Regions from separate parts of the Homo sapiens genome. Here region 2 is linked to region 1. A link is a loop called in an ENCODE intact Hi-C map of the cell type or tissue named here. Cell type or tissue: thyroid gland. All regions are shown on one strand. Links, peaks and the distances in the headings refer to the core of each region. The heading gives the core; the rest is flanking DNA.

What was found. A loop is a pair of places that touch in the nucleus more often than their neighbours do. Peaks named below come from ENCODE experiments on the same cell type or tissue, not always from the same donor. Only the 100,000 strongest peaks of a DNase experiment are listed, where the experiment ranks them.
Region 2: a loop joins it to region 1, with 2.3 times the contacts of the local background. A loop is called at or near these places in 60 of 110 quality-filtered maps.

The regions. Positions count from the first base shown.
Region 1 is chr10:34,804,141-34,812,471 of GRCh38, reverse strand. All of the region lies in intron 1 of PARD3 (par-3 family cell polarity regulator), which reads left to right. Among named protein-coding and RNA genes, the nearest start is that of PARD3, 7.0 kb to the left of the region's middle. RefSeq lists a silencer at 2,677-2,971. In thyroid gland, for the core only: no CTCF peak of the experiment used is centred there; DNase peaks (open chromatin) are centred at 3,121, 3,531 and 4,366; H3K27ac peaks cover 1,542 bases.
Region 2 is chr10:34,735,785-34,744,115 of GRCh38, reverse strand. The region is part of intron 1 of PARD3 (par-3 family cell polarity regulator); the gene reads left to right. Among named protein-coding and RNA genes, the nearest start is that of PARD3, 75 kb to the left of the region's middle. RefSeq lists an enhancer at 6,328-6,828. In thyroid gland, for the core only: no CTCF peak of the experiment used is centred there; DNase peaks (open chromatin) are centred at 55 and 4,015; H3K27ac peaks cover 1,124 bases.

The DNA of each region.
Region 1 (8,331 bases), core at 52-8,051:
CACTGTTTTAACTTTTATTCTCTATCTGTTCCTTATCCGTATTGCCTAATAGAACAAGAGAAATTCTGTGTGAAGAATTGGGTGGCTGGATAGTTGTGGAGTGGTGTTTAGGTTGCTAGGTGACATGTGGCTTGATGAGCTCCCATCTGGTGGGGAAAAGTGTGGGCAGATCATGTTTATGGCTTTGGATAATAACCAACCAAGCCAAAAATAAAAAATAAAAAGGAAAAGAGAAAGGTCCCAACTCTCAAATCACCAAGGCTTTCTCTGCAGTAAACATTTTCTGGTGTGGTGGGGCTAATTTTCTGGCATTGCATGTGAGCTGTTTTCTCTTCAGATTACACAAATCAATTTTTCTGGATAGTGAAGTGTCATGATTTAATACTAGACATGTCCTCAGTGAGTAGATATTTGAAGGCTTATGCTTAGTCATGTGTGACATTTCTTTTTTCCTCTCCTGAAAGATGGTTTTGTGGTTGTGATCACTGATGGTTGGGAATAGCTGTTCATCCTCATCCACCCATCTGCATTAGGAGCCTCGCTGAGGACAGTGCGGTGCTAGACATTGGGAACCGCGTTACATGGACCGTTCTCATGAGGGCGCAGGATGGGAGGATGGACCGTGTCTGCATCTGTTCTTCTGCGCTTGCGACCTGACACGCGTGATTCCAGGTGGACATGGTGCTGAGCTGCAGCGCTGTGTGGGGTTGGTTGAAGGGCTGCTGTGTATAAAAAGTCATGCTCTATGAAAAAAATATAAGACTGAATTCGTGCAATTTTCAAAAAAAAGTATAATCTAGGAGACAGGAAGAATATATAACAGTATAAATAACAGGAGGTGGTAGCATTAATTGGCACCACTGTGATACAGTCAGTAATCGCTTCTGGATTTTGGAGGTGGGTGCTATCATTATGGGGTGTGTGTGGGAGTCTCATTTAGTCACTAGGATTTGAACTGGGCTTGGTTGGTGGGAAGGCTGACCTTGATATAGGGCAGTGCTTGCTAACTGGGTGAGGCACCTGCCTGCAGGGGCAGATGGGCTCTGGGTCTGAGGTCTGCAGTTGGGGTCTAGGTGTGTGAATCTGCAGAATGTCTGCTACGATTCTGATAAGTGAAAGGGAGGGCATTCCAGGAAGGCAGTATGGACAAAGGCGATTCAGGCATTCAGCCCAGGGGGTCAGGATCAAACTGAGGAGGACAGAATGCCAGGGCAAGACCCTGAGACTTCGTGCAGTAGGAAGGACTGTGGTGTTTAGCTAAGAGTCAGGGTAACAAGTAGTTCTAGGAGGATGACCTGAGCAACCTTAGATGAGGTTTGGATGGATAATTCCTTAGCATTTCATTCTAAATAAAGGTTGCTGAGTGACCAAAAGGGGAAGGAGAGAGTGAAGGGCAAAAGTGAGGGCAAGGAGGTGCTGGAGCCCCTTTGCTCACTGTTCCCACCTCCCTCATAGCTCTCCTCTCAGCCTGTAGGGGAGCTTTGGATTGGGTTTGGTGACTTAGGTTTACAAGCCATTTAACCTTGGGTATAGGGGAGCTTTGTATTGGGTTTGGTGACTTAGGTTTACAGGCCATTTAACCTTGGGTACACCAACCCTACGGAGCCCCATTATCTCAAGTGGAATATTCCCTGGCAGGGTTAATGTAAGTATTAAACAGGATGATGAGAGGGAAACTCTAAAGTCCTGGGCCCGGCCCATACTAGCTGCTCCGTAAAGATGAATGGAATCACCAATATGTTTTATCCACCAAGCAGTTTTACACCCAGGGAACTTTCCCAGGTGTCCCACTATTGCTGCTTGGATTTTTCCTGTTTACTTAAAAACGCAGCATGTAATTTCATTGAAGGATAGGTAAGAATGTGAGATTGAATGACGTGCAGCACCACAATCAGGAGAACAAAATTGTGTGTTGCATGTGTGTATGGGCTGGGGAAGTAAAAGCTGCGGGTATTGGCTTGATTACAGGTTGATTATTGGGGCCTCTGGCTTCTGTCCCCAAGCACATCACTTTAGAGTGATTTAATAGCAACCTGTTGTTATTACAGGTTGAGCATCCTTTATCCAAAATACTTGGGACCACACAAGTATTTTGGATTTTTCTGGACTTTGGGATATTTTTGTATATATAATGAGATAGGTTGAAGATGGAACCCAAGTCTAATGTATTGTTAGAATTTATGTTTCCTACGTACCTTATACACATAGCCTGAAGGTAATTTTATGCAGTATTTTTGTGCTTGAAAATAAGTCTGTGGTAAGTACTTACATGTGGAATTTTCCAGGTGTGGCGTCATGTGGGTGCTCAGTAAGTTTCAGATTTTGGAGTATTTTGGATTTTGGATTTTTCAATTAGGGATGCTTGACCTGTATTTTTTAAAAAGTTGAGCTCATGGACAGAAACTTTTGAAAATGTGCTTTTTTGGTGGCGGGAGACTGTTGATTAGTAACAATGACAGTCATGGTTTTTATGAAAAATCTTGTGGTTGGTATGGAATTTTTCTGTGAATAAATGTATGACTGCATGTTATTCATTTACAAGCGTATTGAAACTTTTAAGAAAATAGTTGTACTGTTGCAGAGATTGAAAGAAAATAGAGGCAAGCATAAAAATAGTGAAATGAAAGCAGCTTTATTTATTTATTTATTTTTTTAACATTTTCTGCCTTCCCTCTAAAAAGGAAAAAGAAACTAAACATTTTTGAAAGGCTGATCTTTCCAGAATTCAAGTCACATTGTCCTCTGGTGCTGAAGCGCCTTTGTCCCGCGTTCTCCAAGTCCTGCCTTCTGAGCACAGCCTGTCCCTGTAGGGACCCCTCTTGCCTTCCAGCCACTCCCTCTGCAGCTGCTCCACCCCCTGGGACTCACATACACTTTGCTGCCTCTGTTCTGGCATTTTCTGTTTCTTCTGCCTGGGACATTTGCTCCTTCCTTGCACTCATTCGTGAGTCTTAGCCCAGACAGCCATCTCCAGGAGGCTGGCTCTCCATCCCAAGCTGCTAGAGGATCTTTCTCCCTGCCTGCTGCCTCTCCTGGGGACGTCCTGGGTGTAGCTCCTGTACCGACTCAGATGCTTGGGCTGTGCTGTGTGGTTTTCAAGTGTATCCGTGCGCCCTTCCTCCCTCCGGGTGAAATGCTTGAAGCGGTGGCTGAGCTTCAGTCTTGGTGAATAGCCCGTGTCTGTCACATTGCAGTCAGAATGTTGAGTAAATAGAAAGCTGAGAATCAACATGTTACACTGCTCTCACACAAAAAATACACTTCTGCTGAGAGGACTATCATCAGCACTCGTGAATTTAAAGGACTTTAAGGTTTGGTGTGTTTGACCTACTGGCACAAACAGCTTGTAATGGAAACTAAGATTTAATGAGGTTTGGAGTACTTGGAAGTTACTCTTTCGTATCAGCTGTCTTGAGGGAGTTCAGTTTGTTTTTCAGCTCAAGCAGAGGACCCTCCTGGGATTCGCCTTGGGCGAGGTTCAAGGCAGGTGGCCAGGGCTGTGTGAGAATCTGGCCCTGGAACACACCTATGCTTGGTCTGGCGCCTCTGATTCCGTCAGTTGAGATGCTTGGCTGAGTGCCAGGACTAAGTAGGAATGTTTAGGATCTGAGATTCTCAGAGAGAATCTGGCGGATGTGAAGCGCTTCTTGGCTTGTGGTAGACATGGATAAATTGGTTGTGGAGGGAATATTTAAAGTCCCACTTGGATGCAAACCCACAGACGGATCCTCCGTCTGTCCTGGGAGGTTCTACCTCCCCACAGAGTTGGGTGCAAGTTGGTGATGTTGAGCTCCCCATAGATGATTAGAGCCCTCGGTATTTTTTATCAAGGATGGAAATAAACATGTAAGATTGGGCCAGAAGGTGCTTTCTATAGGTAATTTTCCATCGGGGGAGATGGCATGCTAAGCCCACACAGCATGCTTTCATCCTGCTTGGCCACTCGCTCAACATTCCTGGCTGGGACCAAGGTCAATGGCAGTAGAGCTGGACATCAGTAAATGTATACAGTTTTACCTGTTTTGGGTACCTTTTCTGTACAAAAGCAAATCTTTATCAAAATAAATGCCGAGTTCAGTGAATAAAGTAGAAAGATGACTGATTTTTTTTTGTCTTTTAGTCATTATTTACAAGTTTTTTCTTTCTTTCTTTTGTTTTTTTTGAGACAGGGTCTTTGTCACCCAGGCTGGAGTGAAGTGGCGTGATCTCTGCTCACTGCAGCCTCAACCTCCCAGGCTCAAGCGATCCTCCTGCCTCAGTCCCCCAAGTAGCTGGGACTACAGTTGTGTGCCGCCACACCTGGCTAATTTTTGTAGTTTTTGTAGAGACGGCATCTCGCCATGTTGGCTAGGCTGATCTCAAACACCTGAGCTCAAGCAATCCACCTGCCTTGGTCCTCCAGAGTGCTGGGATTACAGGCACGAGCCACCATGCCTGGCCTAAATTTTAGCAAATAAGTAAAAATAACTTTGTTTTAACTTATTTAGTAAATAAGTAAACATTTTAGTAAATAAAGTTAAAATAACTTTCGTGTATAGGTCTGTGCCTTCTTGCATCTGGCCTGCTATCTTTACGTGGTTTTTGCCATTTAAATATTACTTTTGTGTATTCCTTTTTTCTCCATCAACTCATATTGGTCCTTGCAAGTAAAATTTCAAGCTCCACATCCAAGTGACTTTAAATATCAATTATTTATTTTTTTCACCTAAACAGAGTATATTTTGTATATAGTCTCTGTACTCTATTCTGTATATATTTTATATATACTCTTTATATATATACACACACACACAAGCACACAAGAGAAATGAAAATGTGTACACAAAACCTGTACATCAGTGTTCATAGCAGCAAGCCCACATATTGTATAATTCTGTTCCTATAACATGACCAGAGTGGGTAGCTCTATAGAGACAGTAGAGTGGTGTTCCGCTAGGACTGGGAGTTTGGAGTCATGGAGACTGTGAATGGGTATGAGGTTTCCTTTTGGGATGATGAAAATATTCTAAGATCATGGTGATGGTTGCACAGTTCTATTCAAGTGTATACTTTCAATGGATGGAGTTTATGGTTATGTGATTATATGTCAATAAAGATGTTAGAAAAATAGACTGCATAAGCCACTATGAACAACGCTCCATTTTTAGGTATTTTGTAGTTCTGAGCATTTCATAAAATGACATATATATGTGTATCAGAGATGCTCAAAACACTTCAAATGAAAACTGGCTGTCTTTAGGAGTTTTCCATATAGTGTGGAATCCCTGCTTTCTCAGGCCTGTCCAATGTGTCCTGTTTAGTGTCTGGTAAGCTCCTGGCTGCTGAGCCTCCAGGTCCCCTGGTCTCTGTGTGCTACCCCCTACCCCCTCTAAGGGCTTCACCAATTGTTCTTTAGCCAGAGACTCCTTCTACCCAGCTCGCCAGCTACCTTTGTGCAGTGGAGGTTGAGAATGCCCCAAGGATGCACGTAATGGACCAGCCTTTCCAGCATTTGGCTTTGGCTCCCAGAAATTTTGAGCTTTGGCAAATCTTACAAGCTCTGTGAGCCTCTGTTTCCCCATGTTCTCATATTCAGAGGTGCTGGGCTGGACTCCCACTGCCAGTTCCCTGAGCTGTGCAGGGACTCCTGCTCTGCATGGTTTGTTTTGGTGCTCATGGGACCATAAGTGATGTGCAGTGGCTTTTCAGATGGTTATACAGGGTCCAGGACCTCTTACTGCTTCCCTCCATGCTGTGAGAATATTTTGCCTCACCCCGACCCCCCCAACTTTGAAATGACGGGGCTTGCTCTCCAGGTCAAATGGATGCTATTCAGAGTTAGGGTAAATTTTGCTTAGGGTTGGCTGGGTGAGAAGGCTCACGCCTGTAATCCCAGAGCTTTGGGAAGCTGAGGTGGGAGGATTGCTTGAGGCCAGGAGTTCAAGACCCAGCCTGGGCAACATAGTGAGACCCCGTCTCTTTTTAAAAAAATTAGCCAGGCATAGGCCGGGTGTGGTGGCTCACGCCTGTAATCCCAGTACTTTGGGAGGCCGAGGTGGGTGGATCACGAGGTCAGGAGTTCGAGCCTGGCCAAAGTAGTGAAACCCCATCTCTACTTAAAGTACAAAAAATAGCTGGGCATGGTGGTGCACACCTATAATCACAGCTACTTGGGAGGCTGAGGCAAGAGAATCACTTGAATCCTGGGAGGCAGAGGTTGCAGTGAGCCAAGATAGCGACACTGCACTCCAGCCTGGGCGATGGGGAGATTCATCTCAAAAAAAAAAAAAAAAAATTAGCCAGACATGGTTGTGTGCATCTTTAGTCCCAGCTGCTCAGGAGGCTGACGTGGGAGGATTGCTTGAGCTCAGGAGTTTGAGATTGCAGTGAACTATGATGGTGTCACTGCACTCCAGCTTGGGTGACACAGCGAGACTCTGTCTCTAACAGAAAAAAAAAATTTGTCTAGGGTGTCCTTCAGAATTTCCTTCCTTCTTCCTTTTTTTTTGTCTTTTTGAGACGGAGTCTCGCTCTGTCGCCCAGGCTGGAGTGCAGTGACGTGATTTCGGCTCACTGCAAGCTCCACCTCCTAGGTTCACGCCATTCTCCTGCCTCAGCCTCCCGAGTAGCTGGGACTACAGGTGCCCACCACCACGCCTGGCTAATTTTTTTGTATTTTTAGTAGAGGTGGGGTTTCACCGTGTTAGCCAGGATGGTCTCGATCTCCTGACCTCGTGATCCGCCTGTCTCAGCCTCCCAAAGTGCTGGGATTACAGGCGTGAGCCACCGCGCCCGGCCCCAGAATTTCTTATTGTCTCAAGGTAAGTATCTTTTAATGTAAATCACATCATGCTCAGAAGTGACTAAGACAATTCCCTTTGTGAATTACAGATGTATGATATTGCATGATACGAACTGTACGGTGTATATATATATATATATATATATATGCACATACGTGTGTATTTCTGGGGTGATCTTTTATGGTGGTATAAATTTAAGTCATTTTAGAGATGATAGTCAAGTCAACATTCTCCCAATCTTGGTGTTTTTAACTATTCAGACACTGTAAGATTTAAGGTTTTGGAACTCAGATGTATATTTTTCTAGTGTCTGGTTTTTCCCTTCTTGTATTTGAGACGGAGTCTCACTTTGTTGCCCAGGCTGCAGTGCAGTGGCAGAGTCTCGGCTCACTGCAACCTCTGCCTCCTGGGTTCAAGCGATTCTCCTGTCTCAGCCTTCCGAGTAGCTGAGATTACAGGCGCCTGCCACCACACCTGGCTAATTTTTTGTATTTTTAGTACAGACAGGGTTTCACAATGTTGGCCAGGCTGGTCTTGAACTCCTGACCTCATGATCCGCCCGCCTCAGCCTTGCAAAGTGCTGGGATTACAGGCGTGAGCCACCGCGCCCAGCCTTTCCCTTTTTGTTGATTGTACCGCATCCCTTTAGATTAGAAAACTAATCTATGTTATAGGGTTTATATATTTCAAAAAGCCTCTTTGAGATAGACTACACTAAAAATCAGTGTTTCCTTCTTCAACACTTAAGAAATCAACTTGATATTATGTCTCAAAAACCTAAAATTGCTAACCAATCAAAAGATGTGTATTAATATTAAAAACACAAAGAAAGGAGTGTTGTTTTTGTGTTGGTGGTATATATGAGACTAGATTTTTTTGTTCAATTTCTTTTACATAGACAATACAAATTGGAAAAAAGTTTTTATGTCTGTGTTTTAATTTTCTTCTCTAAGTCCAATGTTAAGTCCAAAATTAAAAAATAAACTCTTTAGAAGTCTGAGGGACAAAGGAAAAAAGAAAACTCTTCCAGGAAACGTATTTTCTTATACCACAAAGGCATTTAACATGTGTCATTTATAATGCTGAAACCCAGTGTGCAAAACCATATGTGAATAATGGTTAGCCAGATTCCTGCCCAGCAGGGTTATACTCTAAACTTGGATTTCTTTTATTACAGACAGCAGCACCTGCAGAAGAAGGAGGTAAAATGTGCAGGATATTGGTTCCTGATGTACTACAACACAGGATGTGACTAATCACTAAATTCATTAATGTTGAACATAGGATTTGGTACCTTTACCACTTTGTTAGAGATCTGGAAAAAAAATCTTCTAGACAAATCAAGTTGATCTTGGCCAAGTGCAGTGGCTCATGCCTGTAATCCCAGCACTTTGGGAGGCCAAGGTGGGCGGATCACTTGAGGCCAGGAGTTCAAGACCAGCATGGCCAACATGACAAAACCCCATCTCTATTAAAAATACAAAAAAATTTAGCTGAGTGTGATGGCAGGTGCCTGTAATACCAGCAACTTGGGAGTCTGAGTAGTGAG
Region 2 (8,331 bases), core at 44-8,043, 68 kb after region 1:
TGGTGACTGGTCTAGTTGGCACAGCTGAGATTTTTGCTGCTCTAGTAGTCATCTGGATTGGCTCAGGCCTGGCTGTTTGTTGCTTCTTTCACGGGCTCAGAGTGTCTGGAGATCTTTTTAACTAGCCGAGACATGCTGTTACTCTGAGCAATTCTCCAGGCAGCCATGAGTGCAAAGGGAGTCTGTGCCAGGTGCCCAGCACTGCTATATATGGCAGAGAAGGGTGGCAGGGGAGGACCCACCATGCCCTTATCTGGGGGCTGCAGCCAGGCGTGATTGTGGGGGCAGTCACACAGCTTCCGTGTGCTCTCAGACCAACCCTGTTTTTCCTCTCCCTCCTCCAACCTTGGCATTGATTTTAGACAGCCGATGTGCAGGTTCAATCTTCATGTGAAATGGAACAATGACTTCAAGTTCAGATACCCATCACTGGCAGTGCTGTATGTACAATCTATCAAGGCTAGTTAGGATGTCTTTGTGGCTCGAGAAAGCAGATTTTTAGATACGGGAGAGTTTGGTTACTTGTGTTTGTGATTCTGTGCTCTCTATTAATTGGCATGGGATTTTCGGACCTGAAATTTAGTGTAGATTTCAGTTTATTCTGAAAGATAAGTGTGAGGTTGAGATGTGGTCTTCTGTGTGACAGGTGCTGATTTATGTTGGAGTCCTATTAGGATAGATGCGTCCCACATTCAGTTGTATGTTTCTTAGGTCAATCAAAGAAACTGATCTGAAGGTGTACCACCACCTTCTCTCCCAAGATGACAAAGCTGTGTTGGGTCATTGGTTGGGAGCAGTGCAGATGAGAAGACAAATGCTGTTGACAAGTTGTGTGTCTAGTTCCTTAGGAAACCAGTCACCTGGTGTTGAAGACAGCAGCAGAGGAGTACCGTGGCCTAGCATGGAGCTCTGCCATGCCTTTGGTTCTTTCTGTGGACACATTTTCATGGAACCTAGAGATTTTCTGGTTTGGGGAAGGATACAATGGAAAAATAATTATGAGATGATGATGATAAGATTTAATTGAATATTTGCTAAGTCCAGTGCATACTATTAGGCCTTCAACATATGAATTTATAATCCAATGAATTAGATATTACGTTCCTTTCTTACAAAAGGACATTGAGGCTTGGCGATATTAATAAATGGCTGAGTGGTACTTGGCACCCAAGACCGTGTGACTCCGAAGCTCCTGCTTTCAGTGAAGGAGCCTGTGGTAGGAACATAGGGTCTGCAGTTTCAGATGTTGTGGCCTGCTGTGCCTTGTTGGTGATTGTAGATTCTTCACGATCAATATGGAGAAGGCTGCCTGCATTGTCTCCCTTCTTCTTTTGAAAAATTAGTTTTTACAGATAATTGCAAACAATGCAAAATTAAGGAATGCAATCTCTTTTTGACGTTTTACTCCCTAGTAGTGACTGGTATTAAAAAGCCTCCACGCAGTACAGGATGTGGGTAGATCAACCCTGGATTGGTTGGTTGGGATGTGATTCATTAGATCATCTATGAGATTCTCTGTTTTTTAGGTCAGAGTAATTGCCATTGATCTTATGATGCAGTTCTGCTTCCAGGACACTTAATGAACACGGAAACTGAAAAGTAAAGAACTTGGCCTGTAGGGTCTGTGAGACGGGACCACCCCTGGGAGCCGTGTTGTGTAGAGGCCATCCAGCCAAGGACTGCAAACGTGGAGATCTGTTGTGGCAGTGGATTGGATTAATCTCTATTAATCAGTCTATTAATCTGTTGATCTCTAGCTGAACAATCTCTTTTGTTGAATTGTTGCATTATGATATTTATCGTGACTACTGAGATTTTGGTCCCCCCCTTACATTGGTGTCAGAGGCAAGTGCCTCTGATCTCATCCCAGTTCCTGTCCTTGTAAACTCTGTGATTGTTTGTAGTTTGTCATTAAAAATAGTTATCAAAGGCAAGTAATTTGGAGGTTTAATTGAGTGGAGGAAACTTGGAAGAACCAAGTTTCAGTAGCATGTAGCTATCACGTGAATTTTCATCCTCCCAAGGTTGTGCTGGGGAGATTGAGACAAAAGAAGTACAAACACCTTGAAAACTAAATAGGCAGTTCCTGTGCCAGGCAATGGGATGGGATTGTCTCATTGCTTCTGAGTATTGTCGCTGAACCTGATTATTATGAATTTACCTTATTGTTATATTGTACATTTTAAGAAATTTTTAGGTATTTTATATTCTAATGCTTGCAAAATCTGGAATCATCCTGTGAGTTTACAAAAACCAGTAATGGTCTTTTTGAAGTACTTTATCAACTTTTGTTAATTTTTCTGTGTTGTATGTGCTTCATTAACTTCTGTTAGACTATAAGAGATTTCTCAGTAGTGCCTACTGAATCCATACACAATGAGGGACAATAGGATCCCAGGATCATCTGCTCCACAGAAGCAGGTATCACAGTGGCACCGACCAGCATGGGAAGAGTTTTTGTGCTGACAGCAGGGCATTCTCTTTGTTCTGTGGTCCATTTGTAGATGGCTGCGCTCCTCTGCACAGGGGCTGTCGCTTCTGCATGGATTGGTGTCTAAAAACCCCACCTAAATGAGAATTAGATATTCCCTTTCTTCTTTACCCAGAATTTTCTTTTTATAAATAAAAATAGGCTGGGCACAGTGGCTCATGCCTGTAATCCCAGCACTTTTGGAGGCTGAGGCAGGAGGATCGCTTAAGCTCAGGAGTTCAAGACCAGCCTGGGCAACATAGTGAGACTGTACCACTACAAAAAATAAAAAAACTTAGCCAGATGTGGTGGTGCATGCCCGTAGTCCAGCTACTAGGGAGGCTGAGGTGGGAGGATCACTTGAGCCCAGGAAGTTGAAGCTGCAGAAGGTTGTGATCGCACCACCACACTCCAGCCTGGGCAACAGAGTGAGACTCACTCTCTCTCAAACAAAAAAAAAAAAAAAAAAAATTTGGTTTACGAAAACACAGCAGTTGACTTTTCCATAGGCAATTTGTAGGTTTGGCATTTTACTGCCTTTAGAGATGTAGTATTGAGTATAGTCTGTTAGCCTGTTGGTCTGTTCACCCACAAATAGGCCAGTTCCAATTAGCTATAATATTTGTTTTAGGGGGAAAAAGTCTTATGTAAACAAATTATTTGCATTTATACTTTTGTTAAAAGTTGAACTCGAGTTAGTTATTTGAGACACCAACATTACCTGTCTACCATATTGTTCATATAGTGATAGTTCTGTGTAAGTAGACTTTAGTCAAGCTTCACATTAAAAAAAATTTAACCACTGTTTACCCTACTTGGTATAATTAGTAGGCTTTATCAATTTTTTTATGCTGTGAAGTCTAGATCTCAAAAGATATACGTCAATTTTTTGTTGTTCAGAATGAAGATTCTGTCTGAATCAGTAGGAAAAGAGGGGAGGGAACGTGATTTGTTGTTCACATGATATAGAAGAGGCTGGTGAGAGAGGCCTTTGGAAGCCTTAAAACAGCTTGGTGTGAAAGTTAGGGTGCCCTGGGAGCTGACAGGTAGGAGGAGTGGGAGGGGGAGATGGGGGCGGGAGTCAGAAGAACAGCTCAGCTCTGAACACACCTGTTACAGTCCTATCACTCACTGATGATAGAAAACCGCATTTTGTTGGAACGGGCACAGTGATTGTCAAGGAAGTTGTCTTGTGCTACTGCCATGGATTCAAAAGATTCTTGGGTCGTGAAAGAGGTGGCATCAGAAGGATATGTTTGTTGACAGGGAGACCAGATGCACTGATCCATTTTTTATCCTTTTGCCTTCAGAGCATCCTTGTCTCCTTGAATTCACTGCTGTCTCAGAACCCAGGAGGGCTGTCGGAGCCCTCTCCTGCAGCTCAGCTCCCAGGGGGCTCTCCCAGCAGGCTGGGGCTGTCTCCCAGCCGGCCAGCTCTGCTGGAACTGGAGGAGGCAGCCAGCTGCAATGGGACTGCCTCTTTTTCGTCTTGAAGTGGTTTCAGGTTTCCTCCCTTTCTCCTCTTGGGGTGGGGACGGGAGGCTCTCACCAGCTGTCGCCTTTGTGTTTTTCTCTCTCTCCAGCTCAAGTCAGCTGACACCTTTCCTTTCTTCCCTTCCCTTCTCCATGAACTTGCACGGAGTCGCTGGCGGGTCAGTGTGTAGGAGGGTGAACCGTAGCAGCTGTCCTTGCCTTCCAACTCTGGTTCTGCCCTCCTCCTGACTTATCCTTTCTCCCTTTCTTTGACAGAGATAGGGAATATTTTCCAGCAAGCTTCAGAAAACATTCTATGTGGTATGTGCAGAGAGATCCTCTATGCATAGAATCTTGCACAGGATTTAAGAGGTCAGTGCATGGGGCATTTTCTATCCCCTGCTCCCACTTTATTGAATATCATACTGAACTCAGTAGTTTAGGATGCATTCCTAAGTTTAGGGAAAGCTGTGAGGATCTTTTGATTCATTCTAGAACATTCCAAAGCACCACTGAGGTTGCACAAGGTGGTTCATAGCAATAGGACCGTGATGCTTATAGGGCAAGAGGAGGGGATATCACAGGACCTCTGGGACAGAGGGAAGCACTGAGGCCTTCTGCAACTCTGCAACAAAGTTCCTGTGATCCCCTGCCCTCGCCTCTCTCCCAGCACTCCTGGGATTTCAGCATTTTAATTAATATAAGTCAGGTGGACGCTTATCTTGCTGGATTCCTCAGTAGTACTTGATATGGTTGATCCCTTCCTCATTTCTTGAACAGCCCTCTGGTGCGGTCATTCTTTAACATAAACTTTTTATTTTAAAATAACTTTAGATTTATTAAAAACTGCAAAGATAGTAGAGAGAGTGTACCCCTCACCTCATCCTCTTTGCTAATGTCTTACATCACTGTGATGCATTTGTCAAAATGAACCAACGTTGACTTTAACTAAACTTCAGAATTTATTTGCTGTTCACCAGTTTTTCAGTTAGTGTCCTCTTTCTATGCCAGGATCCAGTCCAGAGGGCTACATTGCATTTAGTTGTCAACTTCATTTTATGTAATAAAAACTTTACCTACATTTCAGTGGTTGGTAATTTTGTTTAAGGAGGTGATCCCTTAAACAAAACGGAGAAAGTGAGTTACTTTCTGCTAGCTGAAGTGTTACTTTACATCCATTTGTAAATTTTTGTTCAGATATATCAATCATTACCATTTACTGAACACCCCCATTTGTGCTTGTTCTGGTTTTATGTTTTATGCTACAATGTGCTCTAAACATTTTAGAAATAAAATTAGCAGTACTTTGTGTGAAGTGGCAATAGGCTTCCTCCCCTTGACCCCTTCTGTCCCCTTATTTTGAGACAGGGTCTTACTCTGTCACCCATCCTCCCCCTGACCTCTTCTGCCCTGTTTTTTTAAGACAGGGTCTCACTCTGTCACCTAGGCTGGAGTGCAGTGCGGTGGCGTGAACACAGCTCACTCACTGCAGCCTGGACCTCCTGGGCTTAGGTGATCCTCTCAGTTCAGCCTCTCTGGTAGCTGGAACCGCCGATGAGTGCCACCATGCCTGGTTAATTTTTAAATTATGTGTAGAGATGGGGTCTCCGTATGTTGGCTTTTCTTCCATTTTAATGAGGTATTTTAATGAGGTAGTGATGTGCTGTGGAGCTTATTAAAAATGGGATTCTGAGGCCATGTGAGGTGGCTCACACCTATAACCCCAGCACTTTGGGGGGACCCCAAGACGAGAAGATCCCTTGAGGCCAGGAGTTCCAGACCAGCCTGGGCAATATAGTGAGACTCCATCTCTAAAATAAAATACAAACGAAAATGGGATTCTTCCTGTCTGAGTAGATGGATCTAGTACCAGCTTTCCCAGGACTAGTGGTGCTTATAAAATCCTGATCATTCCCTCCAGCTATCTTATTAGAAGTGTTTTCCTTAAAGTCATACATGCATGTATCATGTAGGATGGTTAGTCTAGCATATGTGTGTTTGTCTTTGGTGGTGGGGCAAGAGTGGGAGAAGAGGAGGTTGTATTTCTTCGTAGGTTAAAATTGGCTTTAAAGACAGAGAAAGAATAGAGTAGAAAATATTCGAGGGTATTGCCTGTAGTAAGACCCATATCCTGTATGAGGCAGTCCAGAGTCTCAGCTTTTTCAGCAAGACGCCCCCATCTGCTGTTGCCTTCTTCCTCCTGGGCCTTTGCCTAATGGGCCCTTTGCTGTGGGCATTCTCAATGGCAGTTCTGAGAACCACCTGCGGGCCCAGGCGTCCCTAGCGTGGTGTGCTGTGTTCTTGTGTTCCTACTTTCCTAGATGTTTCATGCTGGTTTGCTGTGTGTCTTAGTTCATTCGTGTTGCTATAAGAAAATACCTGAAGTTGGGTGATTTATAAAACAACAGATTTATTTCTCACGGCTCTGAAGGCTGGGAAGTCCAAACTAGGTGCCAGTGTCTGGTGTGGGCCTGGATTCTGCTGCTAGGTTGGTGCCTAGCAGCTGAGCACTCACGTGGTGGGGGAGCCGAGGGCCCTTTTCTAAGGCTAATCTCCTTCTAAAGGCACCTCCTCTCTACTGTTGCGTTGGGGATTAAGTTTCAGCATGAATTGTGGAGGGGACACAAATGTTCAAACCAGAGCACTGTGGTTTTGCCTCCCCCAAATAGAATGCTCATTGTGGGAGGGGATAGGATTTTCACCTCTGTGGTAAAATCGGCTCCATAGTGTTGGGCAGACGTCTTTCTTAGTCCTTGTTGGGGTGGAGGTAACCGCACCACTTCAGCTGTCCTTTAAGGCAAAATGTAGCCAAGCACCTGAGTGGAGCTTTTGGCTTCTGACTGTTGTTAGTGGAGAAGTGGGAAATCTTCCTTGCCTGAGCACATAGTTACAGAATAACCCTTGGCTCCTGTTGAAAAGTGAAAGGCACATTGTATGCATGAGATACCTTTGACCTCACCGACTATTTGCTCAACCACCTAAATAAACACCCCGTATTCTTGGGACCAGGTCAATACTGCAGACCCCTGCTTCTCTCCGTCCCCCTTTCTCCCCTTCACCCGCTTTCTCATTTCTGTTTCTGTAACTGTGTCTTGCTGTTCTCAGTTGGGATTGTGGAGCATCTCAACCGTAAAAGGGGAGGGAGACATGAGTTTGTTGCTTCTGACCTTTTGGGATGTCTAAAGTCACCTATTTTGGCCAGGCATGGTGGCTCATGCCTGTAATCCCAGCACTTTGGGAGGCAGAGGTGGGCAGATCACTTGAGGTCAGGAGTTCAAGACCAACCTGGCCAACATGGCGAAACCCTGTTTCTACTAAAAATACAAAAATTAGCTGGGCATGGTGGCGCATGCCTGTAATCCCAGCTACTTGGGAGGCTGAGGCTGAGGAGAATTGCTTGAACCTGGGAGGTGGAGGTTGCAGTGAGCCTAGATTGCACCACTTCACTCCAGCCAGGGCAATAGAGCAAGACTCTGTCTCAGTAAATAAATAAATAAATAAATAAATAAATAAATAAATTAATTAATTAATAAAGTAACCTATTTCCAACATTTTGAAATAACTCTTTCTTCAGTGTAGTTGTCACTTTCTTTATGAACACAGACAGTGGTGCGGATTCAAGTGATCTATTTTTGTTTCATTTCTTTTATAGCTTTGTCTGCTGATGAAAAAAAAATTTAGCTAGGTGTGGTGGCATGTGTCTGTGTTCCCAGCTATTCAGGAGGCTGTTGTGGGAGGATCACTGGAGCACAGGAGTTTGAGGCTGCAGTGAGCTGTGATCATGCCACTGCACTCCAGCCTGGGTGACAGAGCAAGACCCTATCACCAAAAAAAAAAAAAAAGGGCCAGGCGCAGTGGCTCACGCCTATAATCCCAGCACTTTGGGAGGCCGAGGCAGGCGGATCATGAGGTCAGGAGATTGAGACCATCCTGGCTAACACGGTGAAACCCTGTCTCTACTAAAAATACAAAAAATTAGCGGGTGTGGTGGTGGGCACCTGTAGTCCCAGCTACTCGGGAGGCTGAGGCATGAGAATGGCGTGAACCCGGGAGGTGGAGCTTGCAGCTAGCCGAGATCGCGCCACTGCACTCCAGCCTGGGCGGCAGAGCGAGACTCTTGTCTCAAAAGAAAGAAAAAAAAAAGTAACAAGTTTGGTGTGGTGGCTCATGCCTGTAATCTGAACAATTTGGGAGGGCAGAAGGATTGATGACTTGAGCCCAGGAGTTTGAGACCAGCCTGGGCAACAGAGTGAGACTCTATTTTTATTACTCCAAGAAAAGTGTCATTACACAAGTGGAGTGTATACCATATATATAAAAAATATTTCTGTTAAAAATGGGATTATACTACAGTACATATATTGCATTGCTGAAATGATTACAGGCAA